2 separate regions of the Homo sapiens genome follow, and region 2 is linked to region 1. Evidence: read pairs that join two places in POLR2A ChIA-PET (ENCODE). Cell type or tissue: PC-9. All regions are shown on one strand. Each heading gives the region's core, and the rest is flanking DNA. Links, peaks and the distances in the headings are about the cores only.

The links. Peaks named below come from ENCODE experiments on the same cell type or tissue, not always from the same donor. Only the 100,000 strongest peaks of a DNase experiment are listed, where the experiment ranks them.
Region 2: POLR2A ChIA-PET joins it to region 1 with 5 read pairs; 3 of 35 experiments call an interaction of 5 or more read pairs at or near these places.

The regions. Positions count from the first base shown.
Region 1 is chr6:46,683,299-46,686,229 of GRCh38, reverse strand. The region is part of intron 1 of TDRD6-AS1 (TDRD6 and SLC25A27 antisense RNA 1); the gene reads left to right. It also overlaps a transcript of TDRD6 not described here. Among named protein-coding and RNA genes, the nearest start is that of TDRD6, 3.1 kb to the left of the region's middle. In PC-9, for the core only: no CTCF peak of the experiment used is centred there; a DNase peak (open chromatin) is centred at 1,259.
Region 2 is chr6:46,757,463-46,760,393 of GRCh38, reverse strand. It overlaps ANKRD66 (ankyrin repeat domain 66), which reads right to left. Exons shown (of 5, transcript NM_001162435.3): 5 at 888-1,671. The coding sequence ends at 1,473. Among named protein-coding and RNA genes, the nearest start is that of ANKRD66, 12 kb to the right of the region's middle. In PC-9, for the core only: no CTCF peak of the experiment used is centred there; no DNase peak of the experiment used is centred there.

The sequences.
Region 1 (2,931 bases), core at 291-2,790:
AGACTTTAATCCATCATCTATTTCAGGTTCATGTAGTATAACCAAACTCCTTTGTAGACCACAGGGTTGTAGATATTATGACTTTCTGTATTTCATTTGTCCTCCAACCTCCTTCCATGGCTCATGGCCTTAATCCTAGGACGTCAGGGTATATCACGTGGCCGTTATGGGCTGATCTGAATCCTTTACCCCCATCCACCCAGATTTTCCAATGTCCTACCTTTTCTGTATCTGGAGCAGGTAGCATTAGTTTGTTCTGTCATGCTCTGCTGTTGGACAGGGACTCGGGTTAATTTTAAAAATCAGGTCATTGCACTGTTAAGATTAAGCTCCCCTCATATATCTCCCATACTATATTAAACAAAATATCTTGAGTTTTATAATAAATAAACTTTCCTCCCATTAGTCTTGAGAGGCCCTTGGTTTCGGAAAAGAAGGGAGAGGGGATTTTTTTTTTATTATTATTGTACTTTAAGTTCTGGGACATTATGTACAGAACGTGCAGATTTGTTACATAGGTATACACATGCCATGGTGGTTTGCTGCACCCATCAACCCATCATCTACATTAGGTATTTCTCCTAATGCTATCCCTCCCCTATCCTTCCACCCCTTGACAGGCCCCGGTATGTGAAGTTTGGGAGAGAGGATATTCTTATCCTAATACAAATACGTAAGGGATAAAGGGGGAAAGGTTAAGGCCAGGGATGGAATGTGTATGACAGGTGTTTGAATACTAATATTATGAGCCACTTCAATATTTTTTATGGAAACGATGCAGGAAAATTGGGCTAAATAAATCATACTTATTTTGTGCTGTCTTAGGCCTCTGTGTATAGAGAACTCTAAGCAGAAATGCAGTATACTTTACAGTCTATAGTTTCTATACTACTAATTGACTTTGTTTAAAGTTGCTTAGAAAAATTAACATTTACTGGATATTTTTAGAAAACAGTTCAAGTAAGAAATACCCTGTTAGGAGAATGAAAAAGACAAGCTACAGACAGGGAGAAAATATTTGCAAACCACACGTCTGACATAGGACTTGTATCTATAATAGATAAACGACTCTCGAAACTCAATAGTAAAAAAAATAAATTTGAAAATAGGCAAAAGATATGAAGTGGCATTTCACGGAGGAGGATGTACAGATGACAAAGAAGAATATGAAAAGATTTTCAACATCATTAGCTATTAGACAAAAAAAAAAAAAAACCCACAATGTTATATCACCACATGCCATGGTAATGACTAAGCTAAAAAATCGTGATAACACCAGTACTGGCAAGAATGTGAATAAACTGCATCACTTATGTTGCTGGTAAGAATGTAAAATGGTACAGCCACATTTTAAAAACTATGTACTTGCCATATGACTGAAAAATTGCATTTAGGCATTTATCCCAAAGAAAGGAAACATGCTCATGCAAAAACCTGGAACCCAAAACTGGAAACAACCTAAATGCCCTTCGATGGGTAAATGGTTAAACAAACTGTGGTACATCAATACCAAAGGGTCCTACACAGCAATAACAAGGAAAATGAATTATTGATGTGAGCAACAACTTAGGAAGGTTCTCCGTAGAATTTTACTGAGTGAAAAAAAAATAGTAAAAGGTTACATACTGCATTCTATTTACATAATATTCTTAGATTAATAAAATTATAGAGATGGAGAAAAGATTAGTGGCTTCCAGGAGTTAGGGATGGGGAAGAAAAGGGTTGAAAATGCCTATAAAGGGATAGCATCAGGCATGGACTGATGAACTGTTCTGTATCTTGTGTGCAGTGATAGTTATCAAAGCTACACAAAGGTGATGAAATTGCATGGAATGACACACACACACACACACACACACACACAAATGTGTGCTTATAAATTAGTGACTTTGGAATCTGTGGATTGTACCAATGTCAATTTGCTCCTGGTTTTGATTGTGTACAACAGTCATGGTATATCCCTATACGTTTTTCTTTGGAAACTTTATGAAAATCTAAAATTATTTCAAAATAAAAAGCTTTTAAAAATTTAAGATTTCAGTGTCACAAAATACAATTTTATTAGAATACACACACAGACAATTCAAGACCAGATCATTATAGGGGGCAATGAGAGTAGAGAGAGCATAGTCTTTTGAATTACAGCAGGATTGGCCTCCATTTGTAAGAGCCATGTGACCCAGGCAAATAATTTACCCTCTGTTTCCATATCTGAAAATGGATATAACGGCATACACCTTACACTTTGGTTCCAAGGACTGCATGAATTAATGTAAATACAGTTAACATGTTTGCATTAAATAAATACTTGAGATGCAGCAAAACATAGTGGGAAAGGAAGGGCTTTAGATTTTGAAAGTCCATGTTTATCATCTCAGGGTGACATGGATAATAAAATTTTCAGAGTTAGGTTCTCTTCATCTATAAAAATGGAACTATACTTAAATATGAAGACGAAATGAGCCAATATGGGTAAAAGACCCACCACAGGAAACATGTAATAAGTTGTAGTTATTAGTGATATGAATGAAATTAAAACTTAAAAAATATGTTCTCTCCTAGGATTCTTAAAGATTAAAAATCTTAAATTAGGTTTTTTAAAAATTTGGTCTATTTAGGCATAATTTTTGTACAGTAAAACTCACACTTTCATATTGTAGTTTGATATTTTGACAAATGTTTACAGTTTTATTCCCTTAAATAGTGTCTTTTGAAGAAAATTTGTAATTTTGATGAAATCAAATTATTCACATATTTTTCTTTTCTAAATGGTAGTTTATTTTGTTGTTATTGTTCCACTAAATCTTTTACTAACCCAAGGTAAAAAAACAAAACAAAAACCCACAAAACAAACTTTCAATGTTTTTGTTTAGAAGTTTTATAATTTTGGCTCTTGTATTTAGGTCTATGATTCATTTTAAATTAACTTTT
Region 2 (2,931 bases), core at 92-2,591, 74 kb before region 1:
TCACCATTACTCATAAGCCCATGATTAAAATACTGTACTTATTAGAAAAGTCTGCTTGCAAGGAAAATAATCAATTCAATATACTGTAAGCAAAGGGCAACTTTTATGATAAAATAGTATTTCACAGATTCCTGAGTAAGGAACCAGAACTAGGAATAGCAAATTATCTAACTATTCATCTCTATCTATCTATCTATCTATCTATCTATCTATCTATCTAATCTCTCTATTCATTTATCTACTGACCTATCTCTATCCCTTTGTCTTTTCCTCGGTCTTCTTGTCCTTTTTGTAGAGCATCTCTGTACCCTTCCTCAGCCCTAGTGTAGAATTAGCCACTCCATACTTCTGAAGTCATCTGCTATTGGTCCAGCCTATCATGAGGATTTCTTTTCAAGTACCCAGGAGAAGAATCTTATTAGTCCAGCTCGAGTCAGTTGTCTTCCAATGTTTCTACTGGTCCAAAGCAGGAACTACTCTGCATTGCAGAGCATAGAGAAAGGGATTGATGCTCAAGGGTAGATCAACACGAGGAAAGGTATCCTCTATAGCTATACTGCTTTTCTATAAGATATTCAAGCATTTTTTTCATACCAGAAAATTCAAACAAAGCATGACTTGTATTAACACAAGCATTAATTGAGGAATAAGTAATAAAGATACTTGATAGCTAAATAAATTGATTTAGGCAGAGAAATTAGTATATCTAAAATGCAGAGCAGCCAGGGAAAGTAAAATACACCAGACTAGTCTCCTAGTAGAGGCTTAACATGCTGTTTGGGTTCTATAGCAATGCTGTCCAATAGAAATAAACTAAAAAAGCACATGGGTAATTTTAAACATTCTAGTAGCCACATGTTTTAAAAAGGAAAAGGAAAAAGATAAAATTCATTTTGGTAATATATCTTATTCAACGCAATATCCAAAATATTATCATTTCAATGTGGAATCAATATTAAGTATTATTAAGGAGACATTTTATATTTTTGTACTAAGTGTTTGAAATCTAATGTGTATTTTGCATCTCAATTTGGATGCAATTTTTTATTGGAATTATCTGATCTGAATTTAATTTTCCCAAATTTACAGTTGAAAAAGTAGACCTATAATCACATGTTCATTATTTTACATTATCTCTCGATCGTTATCAGGGATGAAGTTAATTCATGCCAGAGTTTCCTTGTCTCCTGAAATTCTATTATTGTTGGGGGGCAGGGGTCAAAAGATGCTGACTGTGCAAACCACTGATGACAAAATGCAAGCAGGTTTTGTCCTTTCCCGGTAATTATTGTACACAGTAGGTGCTAGCCAGGAAACAACAGCCCATGTGGACAGCACCTAATGACAGGTCCATGGGCAGAAGCCAGGTGGGTAAGGGTCTATGAGTAAAGTCATGGAAAGGCCACCATGCCTAACAGCCTCATTTCTGGCACCAGGGAAAGTTCCTTGCCAGAAAACATAAGGTTGAGTTCTCATACTCTCCTCCCCTTGGTATTGCTGGGCCTGGTGGGGCCTCGACTTTTCTTATTCTTTTTATTCATGTTTTGATTTAGGGAAGGAAGAGACAGCTCCAGCTCCCTTTTCTTGGCATCCCAGTCTTCATCACGCTCATCCAGAGGCAGCCCCTTCTGCTGGGCAGCGCAACGGTGGTCCTGGCACTCGGGCTCTGCCCTAGGAAAGAAGAGAGAGCCTTCTGAACTTGGATCAGGAGGACCTGTTCCAGCCTGGGAATCGGCCTTTATTCACAGGTTCTGCACACCGCAGTTCAGTTGAGAAGGAAGGAGGCCAAGTTTGAGCATTTCCAAGCATACACTTAGGGAAGGTCTCAGACACTAAAGAAACTACTTGGAGGTGGAGAAAAATTGTGGGACCCGAGTGAGATGTTAACAGACTCAAAGATAGTCACTCAGCTTGAAGAAAATGCTCCTGATTCTTGAAGTGCTCACATTTATAGAGCAACCTGCAGATTATTGCGAGACTGTTTTCGTTTATTTTTAGTTTTATTTTTCATAATCATAAAAGTGATGTGTGTTCCTTGTATAAAATTTAAAAGTACAGAAACATATAAGGAACAAAATGAGAATCACTCACAATCACATATGTATTATACGTATGTATGGATTCTGTAAAAATACATATAATTGTAAATGGATACATGGATGGATAAATAAATAGAGCATTATACACACATAGACAATGGGAAATACACACATATACAGTTTTGTATGAGGCCAATGGTGAGTATGTGACTTGCTTAAAGGTACTTGGAAAAGTCACTTTTGAACCAATATGAGGACAAATGGAATTTAAGAGGATAGATAATGGTATAGGGAAGGCAAATAGCATTTTAAGTGCAAACCATTATTAAAAGCACAGTTCATTCAAAGGACAGCAAACTCACTAGTCCCTCACCCTAAGCTGGAAGTGACCTTTCAATCTTCAGACCACACCATGTCTTTCCTCTGCCTAGTCACTCTCTGTCTTGTATTAGTGTTATTTATGTAAACAAGTTATTTCGTCTCCCACACAGTTAACCTTCTTGATGTCCAGCACTGTATCTGGTTTATTTTAGGTTGTTTTTAGTGTCTAACTCAATGACATACACATAGTAGAACTCAAAAATATTTGCTAAATGAGAGGTTTATCACTTGGGGGGCTGAATCAAAAGCTGAATTGTTTCACAACATTCCCTAGGATATTCAGAAAATGATCACATATGGTCTAGGCTTCTTTTGAAGTTCTCTTATATCCTTTATCTTCATCACCTAGCCCAGGAGCCAACTTACTCAAAATGTGAATCAATAAGAAATTCCTTAAGTGATCCCCTTGCCTAAAGTCTAGCAGTCTTCAATCCCACGCAGTACCACTGCCAACTCCTCTACTACACAAATAAATTGCTAATGCATCTGTTTCAGCTTGTGACTCCCCTGA